Regions from separate parts of the Mus musculus genome. Here region 1 is linked to region 2. A link is a loop called in an ENCODE intact Hi-C map of the cell type or tissue named here. Cell type or tissue: heart. All regions are shown on one strand.

The links. A loop is a pair of places that touch in the nucleus more often than their neighbours do. Peaks named below come from ENCODE experiments on the same cell type or tissue, not always from the same donor. Only the 100,000 strongest peaks of a DNase experiment are listed, where the experiment ranks them.
Region 1: a loop joins it to region 2, with 3 times the contacts of the local background. A loop is called at or near these places in 6 of 42 quality-filtered maps.

The regions. Positions count from the first base shown.
Region 1 is chrX:52,365,668-52,373,667 of GRCm38, forward strand. Gpc3 (glypican 3) reads right to left here. Exons shown (of 8, transcript NM_016697.3): 6 at 55-175. Among named protein-coding and RNA genes, the nearest start is that of Mir6384, 8.5 kb to the right of the region's middle. In heart, a CTCF peak has its summit at 4,933; no DNase peak of the experiment used is centred here.
Region 2 is chrX:51,502,696-51,510,695 of GRCm38, forward strand. The region is part of intron 2 of Hs6st2 (heparan sulfate 6-O-sulfotransferase 2); the gene reads right to left. Among named protein-coding and RNA genes, the nearest start is that of Hs6st2, 170 kb to the right of the region's middle. In heart, no CTCF peak of the experiment used is centred here; a DNase peak (open chromatin) is centred at 3,126.

The DNA.
Region 1 (8,000 bases), 860 kb after region 2:
CTGCCTCATATTGATTTCTTTTGCAGTTCCACTTCTGTTGGCTATGACACATACCTGGTTAATGTGCTTCAGTTTGTCAATGATCTGGCTAACCACCGGCTCAGGGCCCTTCATTTTCAGCTCATGGAGGTTAAACTGATTCTTCATCCCGTTCCTTGCCGCCTTCTGGCTGTATCTATAGAGAGGAAGGGAAAGAGAAAGTTTGACAATGAGAGTCCCAATCAACGAGACTGACTCCATTGGGTACCAACAGTGCAACTGACTATAAATTTTCTCCTGCCTTTTAGAACATGAGACGGCCGACTAGAAAGCACTGTGCCCGGGGACGCTCAAGGTCACGGTCAGTGAAAAACACCATTAAAGACTAGCTCTGCCTGTGCTTCCCACTCATTTGAAGGAGAAAGACCCTCCCATGCTCTTTACCTCTGCCTTCCCCTCATACCCCTCGTCTCATAATTTCCTGTGGCCCCCACAGGAACTGTTTTTCTGTTCAGGGAGCTTTTTCAACCCGATGCAGCATACATTATGCCTGCTAGCTTGCCTCCACGGAAGAGAAAGTCATGGCTCGGGAGAGGCTTGTTGACATTGTCCTGCATGGGGAATCACAGGCTTGGCTTTAGAGCTGAAGGATGTATTAAGGTCTCTACGGATGTCCTCATCAGGAGGAGCAGGGGGATGATTTGTAATCCAAAGCCATTCATTCTACCTTTATCCCCAGTGTCAGGCTTTTCTGGCTTCAACCGGGACAGTGATTCCCACTTGATTGGACATTTTTCTGTACCCACAGTTCCAGATCTTAATTTTAACCCGAACTAGAATCCTGTCATACATCCTGATTTGCATCATTTTCTGTCCTAATATCTATACTGTGAACATTTCCATTTCAGAATATACTGAGCTGCTTTGTTCTTATTATGCTGCATGACTGTATCATAATTTATTTGTCCAATCTCCTACTGATAAACTAAATTATTTGTAAAAACTTTGATAATACAAACAATGCTGCAAAGAATAGCCTTGTGTGCGGATTTAAAGTTGTTATACTTTTTGTACAGCACTTACAGTTGAGTTTATTCCTGCTGAGAAAGAGAGACAGAGAGAGAGAGAGAGAGACAGAGAGGGGGGGAGGGAGAGGGTGAGGGAGGGAGAAAGAGAGAGAGAGACAGAGAGAGAGAGACAGAGGGGGGGAGGGAAAGGGGGAGGGAGGGAGAAAGAGAGAGAGAGAGAGAGAGAGAGAGAGAGAGAGAGAGAGAGAGAGAGAGAGAGAGAGAGAATCCATCGTATACATATGGTCAGCTCCTAGAGGCTTTGTAGTTTCCTGGCACCGAATGAAAAGGCAACCACTGAATTGTCAGATCACCGAGCCAACTGCCTTCATGGAATCTTTATCAAACAGTGCACTCAGTATTAGCCACCCCTTTTGTGTCCGTAGAGTGCTGTGCAAATGTGCTTCTTCCCTGATGATACCAATTCCGACTTCTTTCTTTCCTCCTGCTATTGCCTAAGGAAGAGCCCCTATGCACAGATGAAGATGTAGGATTAATTCAGAAATGAACCTCAGGAATGTGTTTTTAAAGATCCCTCCATGGACTTGTCCATACCAAAGCTCGCCAAGCACATTTTTGTGCCTTCCTACAAAACAAACATTTTCCTGAAGCTCATTATCCTCACCAGAATTGGAGAAAGACATGGAAGCTTAGCAATTTGGTCCTGGACTCCCATTCTAAAGCTATTATGAATATTAAATCTAATGAACCTCATAGCTGATCCCTTGGTGATTCTCTTGTAGGAGGGTTCTCTGCCTCTCCTCTAGTTCTCCTTTCTTTTCTCATCTCTCATTTTCTAGTCATGAATTAGAACTAAACATGGCCAGCTCAACACTGCTCCACAATCCCATGGTGACTCAATTAAAAAAAAAAAGGCAGCGCACCTAAAAGCTCCCTCTTCTCTTTTATTTTGTTCTGACAGTTGAAACAGCGTTCACTGTTGCACTGTATCACGTGCTATTTAAATCCTCCAGGAGCTCGAGTAAATGAAGCATGGTTTCTGGTTACAGAAGTGTTGGGAAGGGCTGGCTTGTGGTTTAGACATAAAGCTCTCCTTTATCTCATTTCTGTACAAAGCACTAGGCAAATGTACTCATCCAACTGTTGCTCATGGTTGCTAAAATTCAGTGACGCTATTTAAATACTCTGTTTTTATACTCTCCTGTAGGTACTCGGTACACTCTTCTGCCTCACATCTTTTCCTGTATCTTATCTCTCTATCCTTTCTTTCTACCTTAGCTTGGGAAAAAAAAAAAACACTGAACCAGATTTTAAAAGTAATGACTGTCATAATGGAATATGAAGCATACATTAAAAGAGCATAGTAGATCTGTATGCACTGATAGAGAAGAAAGGCCAAGATACATTAAAACAACAAAGACCTCACAAGTTGAGAATGTCCAGTGTGGGTCTATTTGTGATAAAAATGGGTTTGTACAGACATTATAATAGGCTTTTTCCACCTGTCTACAGCTTCCCCTTCTATAGAATCACTGGCTGGCACACAGCAATAGCAATAGACTGACAACATTAAGTGAAAAACTACAGAAATCATTAATTCATAAGTTTTAAATTGAGTTTTGTTTTAAGTATGATAAAACCTATACCATCCACTCATTCATGCCTAGGATATAAATTATTTCTGTGTTCAACAAGTCTAAGTTGTCAGATTGACTTCAGAGTGATGGAGAGATCATAAAACTTTTACTGTAATACACAGCTAGAATTGTTTTATGATATGATTATTAATCTGTTCATGTCTAATTTCTAAACTAAACTTTGTAATAGTTGTCTGTTCGTTTTCTTTTCAGTGCTGGGCCTCAGGCATATCAGGCAAGGGTTCTCCCACTGACCAACATTTCCTTTCTTTCCCTCATCCTATCAAAGATCAAAGTTAGGACCTTCTGCCTGCTAAGCATGAGGTCAAACCTATATTGCCAATCTTCTCCTCCTAATTGTGTTTCCAAACTGTGTTTGATTGAATCCTTGGACATAGAGAGATGACTATTCATGTGGGGTTCAGTACTATCATTCTTTTAAGGAACCAACCAGGGGTCCTAGGATCCATCTTTTACAAAAGGAGAACACCTGTACTCTCATGTGTTATAAAACTGCTCAAATATGTACAGAAAACAAGAAAGTAGTGGCAGCTGTTACTTTCAATAAGTGCTGGGCAAGACTTGCTTATGTATTTTACAACTTGATTTATCTTCTGTATTTTATACCATGGATTTTTGTTTCTCTGTGTGGTGCTGACAACTGAACCTAGGGCCTTGCTCATACTGGAGAAGTCCTTTGCTATTGTGTCACATCCTCAGTCCCTCCTGTGAGCTTTCTAAACCTATGTAACTATTAGATTTAAAAAAAAAATAAATGGAATTGCACATCACAGTTAACTTCAGTTTTTTTCAGCGTTTGTAACCATGATTGACAAAATTTGAATGTATTTATCATGTACACTGTGATGCTCAGATATGTGTATATCTAGTGAACGATTTCTAAAGCCAGTTTAATCTATCCATTACTTCACTCCATCATTTCTTTTGTTCAATAACTTAAAAAAAATTGACTGTGTTTACTTTAAGCACATGTGCCTCCCTGCAATAGCAAAGGGACACAGATGGTGTGTTCTCAGGGTATTTCATGGGACATGTGTACTCTGAGGGTCAAAGCCCAAAGGGAATCAGCTAGGGATGTCTCTGGAGTTTGCAGTTAATGAATTCATTCAGCATTTCACTTCCATGGGTCTCCGCAGTGCTGCTGATGCCTGCAGTTCATGATAGTCTTTGAATGAGGTTGAGCCATCATAGCCCCAATTCATCTGCCCCACTCAATTCTTAGGGGATGCCAGAGACAGGAACACTCATTAGCCTCGGGGGATTTTCATGGTGCGTTATCTGGTTAGCAATACTTTTCTGTGGCTTGATTAATTGTCCTCCTCCTTTCACAACTGCCTCTTCCCAGAAGTTTTAATATGCTTCTGGCAATAAAAGAATAGAAATGCCCACCTCCACCGAAACAGGGTGCTTTCTTGGCTGTATATATTTAGCATGATGTTAGAGGTGTTACCTTTAAGCACTTCGTGCAGTATCCCCCCCCCCTCCTGTTTGGATCTATTCAGCACAAAAATGACTGCCGTGATACTAAGAAAACCCTATTTGTGCACTGAAAAGGAGAATGTTTCTCCCTTTCAGGCAGATTGGTTAAGGCCTGGAGGGGAAGGGGGGGGGGGAGGAAACCTGTGTAAAAGCCTTAAAGAGAAAAGGAACCTAATTAAAACAGGACATCTGGGCATGCTTGTCCTGGGACAGTTGAAGCAAAGAGAGCACTTGTAAAAGAGGAATAGAGTCAAACAAGCGTAAAATGGGCGAGCTTTTCTTCCTAAATCTGCACTGGCTGAGGCAATCAGCAGATGCAAATGGAGAACGCTGGAGATGGAAGTGCCTTCACAGACCAGCGGGTCCAACCCCCTTGCCATGTACGTGAAGAAACAGACTCAGCAAGGGACTTTTCAAACCGCGAATACTACAAGTTTCATACTCAGAATAAAACTCTTTTCTTTAGAGGTCCCTCAAACATATCCCGTGCATTCCTAACCCTGCTGGTTCTGATTTAGGGCAAGGGGCTTGCTAGAGACTTCACTTTCCTTCTTGCCCTAGGCATTAGAATGGTGGTAAGGGTTTGTGAACAAATCTCAGAAGGACTGACTCCTGGCTAAAAGGATTTGATTTCACAAAAGTTTACATTCAATTGCTGCCTGATTGTGGCTGGGAGAAAAAAGAAAAAGAAAAAAGAAAAAGAGAAAGAAAAAATAAAAGAAAAAGAAAAAGCAAGCAAGGAAAAAAAAAAAAGCTATAGATCATGCATGCTCAGAGCACCATCTTATGGAGAAACTGTGGCATGACAATAAATGGTCTGTCATCCTTGAAAAATATTCTGGCTTACAAGCACTAGGGGAAAATGGTAAAATTTAAAGAGAACAAATAGCTTAAAAAAAAAAAAACCTAGAACACAGAGTAGCAAAAAGCAACTTATTAAGAGGCTTTAAGAAAAAACTGTTTTCTGTTGGAGATGCAGCCTTAATTGCATAAATACACAAAAATAAAAGTAAAGATGAAGTTAGCTGAGATTTTAAATGTGTTTAATAAAGAAAGTGACAATTTTTCCTAGTGATTTGTGGACATTTTTTTATTTATGTTTAGGTAATAGTTTTTACCCCTGGTTACCCTGGGACTTGCAGTATGTACATTAAGCTGGCCCTATACTGATTGCAAGCATTAAACCTAGATTTTGGTGGATATAGTCAAAGAGAAATATTTCATCACTTTCATTTTTTTCTAACTGCAACACAACAGTTATAAACAACGTCAGGGCAAATTTTCAATGCTAACAGCACACTCATCCACGATATTCCAAGAAATACCTGTGTTTTCACACAATTGCCTTTCAGAAATTACAGAGATTTTAGTAGCAAGAAAGAAAATGCTGTGGAAGGAATCAGAAGAATGCAAAGCCATTTACATCTCATTTTAGAAGACATTAACATGGTAGGAGAGTAAGTGAGTGTCAATTCATTTCTATCCTTGTTTTAAACCTCACTTGAGAAAGGGCTAAAAGATTACTCTTGGAATATCAATGACTTAAATCCAGAGATGCAGTGAATAGTTTCTAGCCGGTGAAGAAATTGATATTATCCATTAGAGTCTGTGGCTGGGAGAAGCAGTTGGCTCAGCAGAGAGGGGATGATAGAGACAGGGACAGCACCACCTGTACCTCAGTCTAGCCATCAAAGGATCCAGGACAGTGACAAGGAAACCTACCTCCCAAGTGCTAGGATTACAGGCAAGCACTATACATCCCTCCCCCTATATAACATGTTTACAAAAGGGCCAAGTCATGTGGTAGAAAGAAAATTGGGCTTATATTCAAAGATATAGATTCAAATATTGGTTTGAGCTGGGCTTGGGGATATAGGCCTGAAATCTTTGGTACTCTAAAGGCTGAGGCAGGAAGACTGTAGGTTCAAAGCCTGTCTGGAATTCCAGGTGAATTAAAGACCAGCCTGGGCAATTTAGGGACACCAGGTCTCAAAAATGATAAAAAAAAAAAAAAAGAGGGCTGGTAAGGCACTTGCCTAGCATGTATGGTTCAGTCCCCAAATAAAAATAAAACTGGCTCTCCTTCAAACAGGTAAGGAATAATGTCACTAGCATGTTGTGGGGGACTAGTTGATATGACAAATGCTATTGAGTTGAGATTATATAGGCTATGTGCTTCCAACTGTGCCTAGAACACGGAATGTTTTAGTGGAGAGCTCTTTTGAAAGTATGAAAGACAGTACTAGACAGATAGTAGACCTTCAACAAACATTTGCAAAGAACTTCCTGAGAGCACCCAAATGAACCTTGAGAACAATACTTAGGAGAAGTTTCAACTTCCCCACGCCCACACTGAGAGAAACCCAACACTTCAGTTGTCTTCAGTCTGGTTCTATAGGGCCAGAACATAGGATCAAGGTAAAAGAACACTGAAGAGTTTTCTTTGTTTGCCTTTGCACTTGAACTCTGATGGCTAAGCGACAGGCACTAAATACCCAAACCTATCCAAGGGACAGTGTCTATCAAGGAAGAACCTGTTGGCCAGGAATGTCAAGTGCTTCATACTTCATCATGTTGTTTTGAATGTCCAAATGAATTGCCAGAGATCTAGAGCAAAGGGCAGACTGACTCCATAGCAATGGGAACTGCTGAGATCCTTTACAAGATAAACATTCCTGTTATCGTTTGGAAGCCTCCGTTCCCTTAGCTACAGTTACGGGCAGGTCTCAAACCCTTTTACCTGCAGGGTTATTGCCCCTCCACCTCCACTCTCCCACCTCTGCTCCAGGTCTTGGGCCAGAGGAAACAGAGCTGCTAAAGGTGTTAGCTTAGCTGACTCACCTGGCAAGCCCCAGGCTTTGGAATTCCGCCTTGTTCCTCAAAGCCATTCTTTCATGCTCTTGGAGTGAGCCCTGGGTGTTCAGGCACGACTTCCTCTTGCCTAGCACTGCTTCATATTTCTCTGGGCTCTCTGACCTGAACTCTCTCCCATTTCCCTCACTTGTATCCATCCACCTATGCCTCTACTTCGTTTCCGGGCAGACATTAGGGCCTCAGTAGAGAGGTCTGTGGGGCTGATTCGAGGTGGAGGGCCTCCCCCCAACAAAGCTCAGTTTATAGTTCTAATCAAACAGTCTTGCTGGATCTGCAGTCTTTGACTGGGGGCCTGCCTTACACTGACTGGCCTTCTGGTCTCCCAGCCAGTCTCTTCCACCTATCAAGTCACCCTACTTTAGTGATTCGTCGCTTTCTCCACGACAGACCTACTTTTCTTTTTTTTTTTTTTTTTTAAAGATTTATTTATTTATTTATTATAAGTACACTGTAGCTGTCCTCAGACACTCCAGAAGAGGGAGTCAGATCTTGTTACAGATGGTTGTGAGTCACCATGTGGTTGCTGGGATTTGAACTCCTGACCTTCGGAAGAGCAGTCGGGTGCTCTTACCCACTGAGCCATCTCACCAGCCCCAGACCTACTTTTCTATGCCTTACTAAATGTTACCATTCAAGTGGTATGGCACATACCACTTGGTCAGACTAGCCAGAGAGATGGCCACAGCCCACAGCCCACAGCCCACTCCTTCCAGCCTCATGTCCATCCCTTCAGACTACTCACTGGGCTTCCAAACCTGCTAGCCATAGAACATCTTGAGTTCAAACAGCAATGGGAGGTTTGTGCCACTTAAAAGGTGGTTGTGATACAAATCTGACACATCTGGGACTTCCGCTGTCAACATGTGATGGAGGGTATAACTCTACTTATTACAGGTGGAGGATCTTTTGTCCAAAATGCTCAGGACTGGAAGTGTTTGGATTTCCCCGCACCCCATCCCCCAATTTTGGGATATTGTCTGGT
Region 2 (8,000 bases):
CTCAAGTGAAGTAGAAAAGAATTTTAAGCCCAGCCTTTTAGTACAATATAGCATCCACCAAACGACATTCACTCGGCTTCCTAAAGTCTTTTGTCACTGACACTGAGAGAAACAAACTGTAGGACTAAGCTGGTTCACACATAGCAAATACCACAGAGTGCCCATTCAGGATTTGGGGCAGCAGTGGCACCACTATCATGTCCACAAAGAGAAATTAAAATTCATCTTGCATACCTATTGCTTTACTTGGAATTGTTGGCTTTTTTTTTTTTTTTGAGTTGCTAGGGAAATAAGCATCAAGCTTTGTTAGAATGAGAACCTGGATCCTCCATAACTCAAAACCATTCATCGTTTTTATTGTGGCCTAGATCTTGTCTATACCCTAGAGAGATGGCTGCTGTTCCCAGGGGTTCACATTCCAGAAAGGGAAAGAGATGCATAAATAATGGTACAGTACACAGTCATGGAAGGCTTAAACCAGGACAGACTTATACAGTTCATATATAGAAATGAGGGAATGTTTTCTGGAGGAGGCAATGCCTACACCATGCCTGACTCTGATGATTTGAGGACTGTACCTGTTTTCAAGGGGAAGCATTGTTCTTATAACATGACTTTGTTTACCTGATTCTCTTCTGCAACTTCGTGACTTCATTGATTCTCTAAAAAGGCATATGACATAGACAGCAAGCCTGCTGGTTGGAAATGTGGACAAGGGGGGAGAGAGAGAGAGAGAGAGAGAGAGAGAGAGAGAGAGAGAGAGAGAGAGAGGGAGGGAGGGAGGGAGGGAGGGAGGGAGGGAGGGAGGGAGGGAGGGAGGGAGGGAGGGAGGAGCAGCAAGGGGGCTCATATCTCTTTTCTGCATCTTTTAGCAACTGCAACGAAGATGACACTCGTTGCCAGAATTATCTCCTGCTTCAACAGGGAAAGGGACAGGAAGAGAGGCCACAACCTATGATTGGGAAAAAGACAAAGAAAGAAACCTGAATCTGAAGCCTGGCTTTGCCTCCAAGGGTAGTGTCGTGACCATGAACAAATCTACAGAGAGGAGTTCTGTGGACCTCTGTTTCCCAATTTGAACAGGTTGGACTCAGTGTTCTTTTCCTATGGCCCCTCCTAACTCCAAGCTCTCAGATCTTTTGCTTGCCTGAGGTGAGACAGGCACGGGGCAGAAAGTAGACTGAAGCCTCTGAGCACATTCGCCCGTCATTCCTTTGTAGGAGCTGGCACTGGAGGCTTCACACTCTCCAGACTACAGGTTGACACTCCCCTGTTCACTATGGTAAGGAAGCAGCAGGGTTGCAACGTTTGAAAGATAAAGGCATGTGAAAGGCACACAGTTAGTGACAAAAGTCTTACATTACTTCCTTTGAATTTTGAGGGGACCAAAAAAGAGAGGGAAAAAAAAGCTTTTTCTTTTCCTCTTCAAAAATAAAGCAGCTGCATGGGCCATTCAACATGTCTGTGAATCAGAGATCAAATATTTTCTTTCTTCCTCAACATAACTCTGTGTGAGAAAAAAGAATCTCGTATCAATAACAGCATTAGAGGGGACCTACCCTTCAAACACAGCTAAGCTGTAATTCCAGCCTGCCAATCAGGACACGGGCAACTCCAAACCCCATAGCCATTACTGTCTACCTCTTTTCTTTGGAAAGACCCTTTGATTTCTTTCTTTCTTTTCATTTCTTTGCCTTTGAGAGCCAACCCTGAACATGTTGGTGACACTTGGGAGTTCATTAGGAGTTTCCCTCTTGTTAAGCCTCGCTCAGCAAAGACCACTGGTAATGGGACCAAAATCAATCTCAGATTTAACTCCTCTCTCTCACAAAGCTGCTGTCCTTGCCTGGGGTTGACACCTTTTAAGGGAAGGTGGCCTCATACCAACCCCTGACACTAAAGGAGCAAACAATCTACAATTGCACACACCATTTTATCTAGAAATGTTGACCAGGATATGGTCCAGTCTTAATGACTAGATCACAATTGGAAAGAACCCTTCTATAGCAATGTACTCTTTATTGAATTAATTCCCTCCCACTTCCCAAACAAGGTTCCCCCAATACCTTGAATGCCTTTGCTCACAGTTTCCCTTGCCTAGAATAGCTTTTCCACCTGACTTAGCTCGAATATAGCCAGCCTCCTCTGAATAGCCTTTCTTGGCCTTCTCCCCTCCCAAGTAGAAGCGATCCTTCCTTCCTTGGTTCATACGGCATGCTCTGTTCTTGCCACTATTATAGCACTTGCTGCAATGCATCAGAGCCAGATGGGGACCTGTCCAGGAACCCAGGAGGAGGACGGCTTAAGCTTCTTCAACACAGTGACGGGGGCTAGTATTGAAATTCTTAGAAACTTCAACCAAATGAAGCATAAACTCAGCCCCTCAGCATTGGAGTTGTAAAGCAATCCTCTCTAGCCATAAAAGCCTGACAAGAAAATAAAATGTGGTGCCCACACCCCCCCCCCCACCGCACACACACACACTGGTTTCAAGGTATGGCAAAGTATATAGTGCAGCCAAACCAGGGTGGTATAGAAATTCCCTTAGCTAAACTCACCGTATGGATTTCAATCAAGATCGACCACCAGGTGGTTAAGGTAGACTAACTTGATGTATCTATGCTAGGCAAAGAGCTAGCTGAATGGCCAGCAGCCTTAGACTTTGGATTTCATGCTTAGGGGAATAGTACAGTGAGTTGGATGCAGGGAGTCAATAGCAACACTGCCTGATTTATTTGAAGCGGGCAATTCACTTGTGCTTTGGCACACTGGAACCCCTGGCATGCAGCAGCACCAAAGCTCTATAGTCACTACAGCCTGGTAGGGGAAATGTCACTAGTTACAGTTGTTTGGCTGTAAAGAAAATATCCTCAAAAATGAAGCCTGATTCTAGCAGGAGCAGCTGACAAACATTTCAAGAAAACTGGCAGAGTTAAGAGGAAGCTATATACCAATAGGAAAGGGGTTTTGCAAAGAGCTAATGATGTTTCAACATGCAGCTTTGAACATGAGCTAAGCCCATTTGGGATACTGGTCAGTGTGTTTCAGAAACAAAGCAAATTAACAAGGGTGGAGGAGGTTTAAGAGGCCACACACACACACACACCCAGATCCCAATTTAAATTTTCCTGTAGAACACTGGGAGCCAGAAGCCTCTTCCCAGCCAGACTCCCACAGCCTTATCTCCAGACTGGATGGGGTCCAGTTGGGGCATATGTTTCTGTAATATTGTGCTCCAGTTCCAGGGCCTGGAACAGGACCATGAACCCAGTAGGTGCTCAATAAATGTTGATTGACTTGAATTTCTGGAAGAAATATTTGGGGTTTTATTTAGAAGCAGGATCAGGAAAAAAGAGCCAAGGAAACCCCCCGGAACCACTTTGCCTGGGCAGTATCACTCCAGCAGGAAATGGGCTAAATGAGCAAGTCAAGCAAAAGCCACAGTCTATTTTTAAAACTACAACAATATGTGGCCTGCACGGTAGTGCTATTCACTTTGTTTTTATCTGCAGACATCTGTTAAGGGTTTCTTTGGTTCCAGGATTTTATAGTGGTGCTGTGATGGACAGAAGTATGGGAACTGGGTAGAATAATATGGATGCATGTAATTCCCCCCCCCCCAAATAAGCATTGTATTGTTTATAGAAGCAAAGCACTTTAGAAATATCATGAGTTCTCAAATATTTAGGAAGATTCCCCTGTCTTCAAATCCCTATCCTCAACCTGCAGCTGGGACCTAAATTTAAAGTATCAGCATATCAAGCCTTTGGCTTAAGAATTTTCCCCTAAGGTTGGATGCTTAACATCTACCTCATCAATGTGGAATTCAGCAGAGGTAAAGAATAGGAGCGGCAAAGACCGGTTTGCAAGGTCTTGTTACTCAGCCCTTTGAAACAGTAAACACCAAGCAGTCTGGGCAAGGGATGTTGGATTGACCACAGGATGAGCTCTTTGGCTCTAATCTAAAAGAAGAAAAGAGACAACATGTAGAAACACGTAGAGCAAGCTGAATGCAGATTTTACAGGTCAAGAATTTGTTTTGGCATTGCTCTCCATGGTTTTGTAATCTACAGTCTAGTCACCCACAGCTCAGCCTAACCTCTGGGTACACAAAGAAAGATCTGAGTGGAGGACAGCTGCCATTCTGTATCTACCTCCACCCCCATAGAACCTTTAGGAGCAGTGTGTTCCCTAAGCAGGGAAGCCTCGTTTCCTGTAGCAACAGCTGCTTCTAGCCTCCGCTCTATCCCCCAGTTTTCAATAACGTCATCTGGTCCTCAGCTGTACAATATCCAAAACAAAAACAACAACAACACAAAAGAAAGAAAGAACTCCATTAGAGTATTCTCAGAAGTGCACCTGGGAAGGCAAGTGCATGCTGCTGCCCTTGGCTTTCAAGGCCCTGGGTACAAAGCCTACAGGGAACTCAGCACCCATTCCAACTCAAAGAATATTAAATGCACCCCCAAGTAGATGAGGACAACATGTCCAGGCTTCCAGAGATGCTCTTCTCTGAAAAGCCCTTATTAAGAGCTCCCTTCTTTCATGTAAGCCTGAAAAAGAAGATAAGAAATGCATTCATGTGGGCATCACTTGGAAAAACATCATACTCTGTGAGGTTTCTTCCAGGGCTCTCCAAAGGAAAGCTTTGATTCCTGAACCAATTCTCATGTGTTATGTAGGGAAGCTAGTAGGTTCCAGACAGTCAGCATCTTCAGGGCCATACTGGAGACAGTGTCTAATGGAAATTTCCTATCCTAGCCCCAAGCTGTAGTCCTCCACTGGTGAAGACTGCTATCTAGTAAGTATCTATTCTGAAAGCTGGGCTCACTAGTTCCTTTAATTTCAGAGCAACTGTTTTGTTGGTGTCCCTGTCTTACAGACCAAGAAATGCAGGTTCTGTAATGGGTAAGTGACTTGTCCAGGCCTCACTGTTATACACTTCAGGGGCCCAAGAACAAAGAGATGGGATCCAAACTCTCATTTGTCGATAGCCAAAGATAATGCCTACAGTGAAACCGGATGGTGTGGCTAGCATTCACTTTCTAGCATTTCTTTTAGCAGGAGACAGACACCAGACTCACACACTTATTCCAAAGAGACTCAGTTACCCTTACTTTGAAGGATCTTCTTACAGAGATGCTCATCAAAGAGCAAAAGGTACAGGTACGTTCTGCCATTTACTGTCACCATCGACCATTTCTGGATCTCAGCTTACCCCCAAATAAATCTTTGGGCCAAAGACAAGTCAAGTCTACTCAGTACTGTTCTTTCATTGGTGCAGTTTCACCTAAGGGACTAAAGTGAAAGCAAAGTGTCTACCCAGATTTCTGCCATAGGCAGGCAGCCTAGCCTTTCTGTACAAATGAACAGTGTGGAGGTGGAGGGAGGGATGAGAGAGAAATTTACACCTACAACCTCAAGGTTTAAATAGATGCTTGTCCTGCCTTATTAGTGTTGGTGTGAGTAGCAGTAGGAGAGTGACAAGAAGGACAAAACCTACTTCAATCTTACCACATTCTCAGACCGAGGTCCAGGCTTCTAAAAGCAGGCCCAGGTAGCAAGGGCTGGCAGTTAGCATCCACCAGGATGGTGGTACAATGCAGTTTACTAAAAGGAGGAGATTGGCTGCATGCTGACCCTTCCTTCTTTCCTCCCTTTTTTCTTCCTTCCTTCCTTTCTTCCTTTCTTTCTTTCTTTCTTTCTTTCTTTCTTTCTTTCTTTCTTTCTTTCTTTCTTTCTTTCTTTCTTTCTTTCTTTCTTTCTTTTTCTTCCTTCCTTCCTTCCCTCTGTCCCTCCTTCCCTTCCTCTCTCCATCCCTCCATTCCTTATTTCTTACCTCCCTTAAATCTCAGCAGTCTCTGCTTTAATATCCCAAATGCTGAAATTATAGGTATTAGCCATCATGCCTGACTTTCTTCATATACAAGCACAAAGAACACTGACCATGTAAACTGTGTGCCTAGTTCTGTCTCAGGAAACTCAGTGCTAGGGATTTGTTTTGTATTTGGAACTGGGCCACAAGTATGGCAAAGAAGGCGAGGTTATCACCTTGGTTATGCAAATCAAGGGAGCATTAAAGCATTCACACAAATCATGTTTTTAAACCATTTGATATTTTATGATAGCTTTAGCTTCAGAGGGAAGAATGGGAAGGAAGAAGGGAAAGTTCCATATCCCCCACCTCAGGCTTTCTTACTTTTTGTTATGTTACAATAGGATTTCATAACATAGCCCAGGCTGCTCTTGGACCCAGTGCTTAAGATTTCAGATGGGTGTCATCAAGCCAAGAAAAGCAATTTCTTTTTAGTACAGTGACTGTAACTCAAGGCCCTTACTCAAGCTCACAAAGCACTGTGCGACTGAGCTGCATTCCCACCCAGCCTTAACTTCCCTCCATTACTAACTTCTGAGCTTTGTAAGTACCTCTGCTATGAGTTGGGAGGTATTAGTGCAGTGGTATTATACCCACAGTCTATATTTAATTCACATTTTCTCCGTTTACATGGTTTTGTCCGTTTAGATGTCACACATCCTTAGGCTCTGCTTGGCTCAGGCTTTTCAGTTTTTTTGCTTTGTTTATTTATGACCCTGACGATTGAAGAGTATAGTTATAGACTACTCCTCTGATGGAAAATTTCTTACCTTTATCCCATTAACATGGTTTATGGCTGATGATATTGGCTTTGAGTACCTGGCTGAGGTACCACTTAGCAGGATTTACCACTCGAAGGTTCTATCTCTTTCCTTTCTGTACACTGTACTCATGGGAGAGTCAGTAACCACAGCCTCCAGGTAAGGAGCGAGGAACTATGCTCCACTATGCTCTGTTTTAGGATGAAATATCTGCACAAAGCACCTTGAATTGTCACATACAGTTTTCCCTTAGCTCAAAAGCTCCCTGGCTTATTCATTCATTTTCATTACATTACTGTGGATTCCTGGCTGTGTTCTTTGCACATTGGATAACTGGGTTGTAGACTGGTACCACCTACTTGGTTTCTCAGATTCCTTCAGCTTTGGTCACTGGACACCGCCTCACTGGGCTCATGAGGTGAGTCTTGTTGGTGCTTTTGCTCTTTGTGGTTTTGTTTATTAGGACTTGCTTCCTTTCTGGCACTGCCCGGTGCTTGTACTATTTCCAGGCTCATTCTTAGAACCAATCATTGCTCCAAGGAGCTCCAGCTCTTTTTACTCAAGAATGGCAATAGAAAGCAAGGTCTGGACCCCAGTTGAATAAATAATGCTGTAACGTAGTGTTAAAAGTTAAATCAGACCCTGGCCAGCTGGCTAAGTGGGTGAAAGCATTTGCTACAGAAGCCCAAATATCTGAGTTCAATCCCTAGAAGTTTTGTAGGAGAAATCCAACTCCTGAAATCTGTCCTCTGACCTTCATATTCACACCATGACCCAGGGCCATTTACTCACACTCATCATATGCCCAAAAGATAACAATAACAGTAATAATATAAATAAAAGTATTTAATAAATAAATGCTATAAAAATGGTCCACGATTGGCTGGCTGGTTTTGTAAATTTTAACTCGTGCTAAGTGTGTGTGGTTATTCAAGTGAAGCAGGGGTACACACAAGTAAAGAATTGGACCTTCTGTTTATTTAAAGGTGGATACTTCCTTGGTTATCAGTTTTTCTGCACTAATTTTGAGTCCTTATATGAAAATACTATTTCTATTCGTTGCTGATATTTTTTACTTCCATTCTAGTCTGGGCTTTGTTAGGATGCAATCTACCTTTAGATCAGTGACCCAAATGATTGTGCTTGATGAGAAAATGTACAGCTTAAAGCTAACATCTTGCTGGATACCAGAACCTCGTAGTGGGTGGTGAATTAAAGCTATACTCACACAGGTGTCAGCCCAACCTTTTGAAATAAAACCATACTTTTTGAGAGAGAAGTGGAAGAACATGATATTCTTGATTCTTGACCCTCCCCTTCCCCCATGTGTGTAAGTAGGTAAGTAGGTAAGTAGGTTGGTAGAA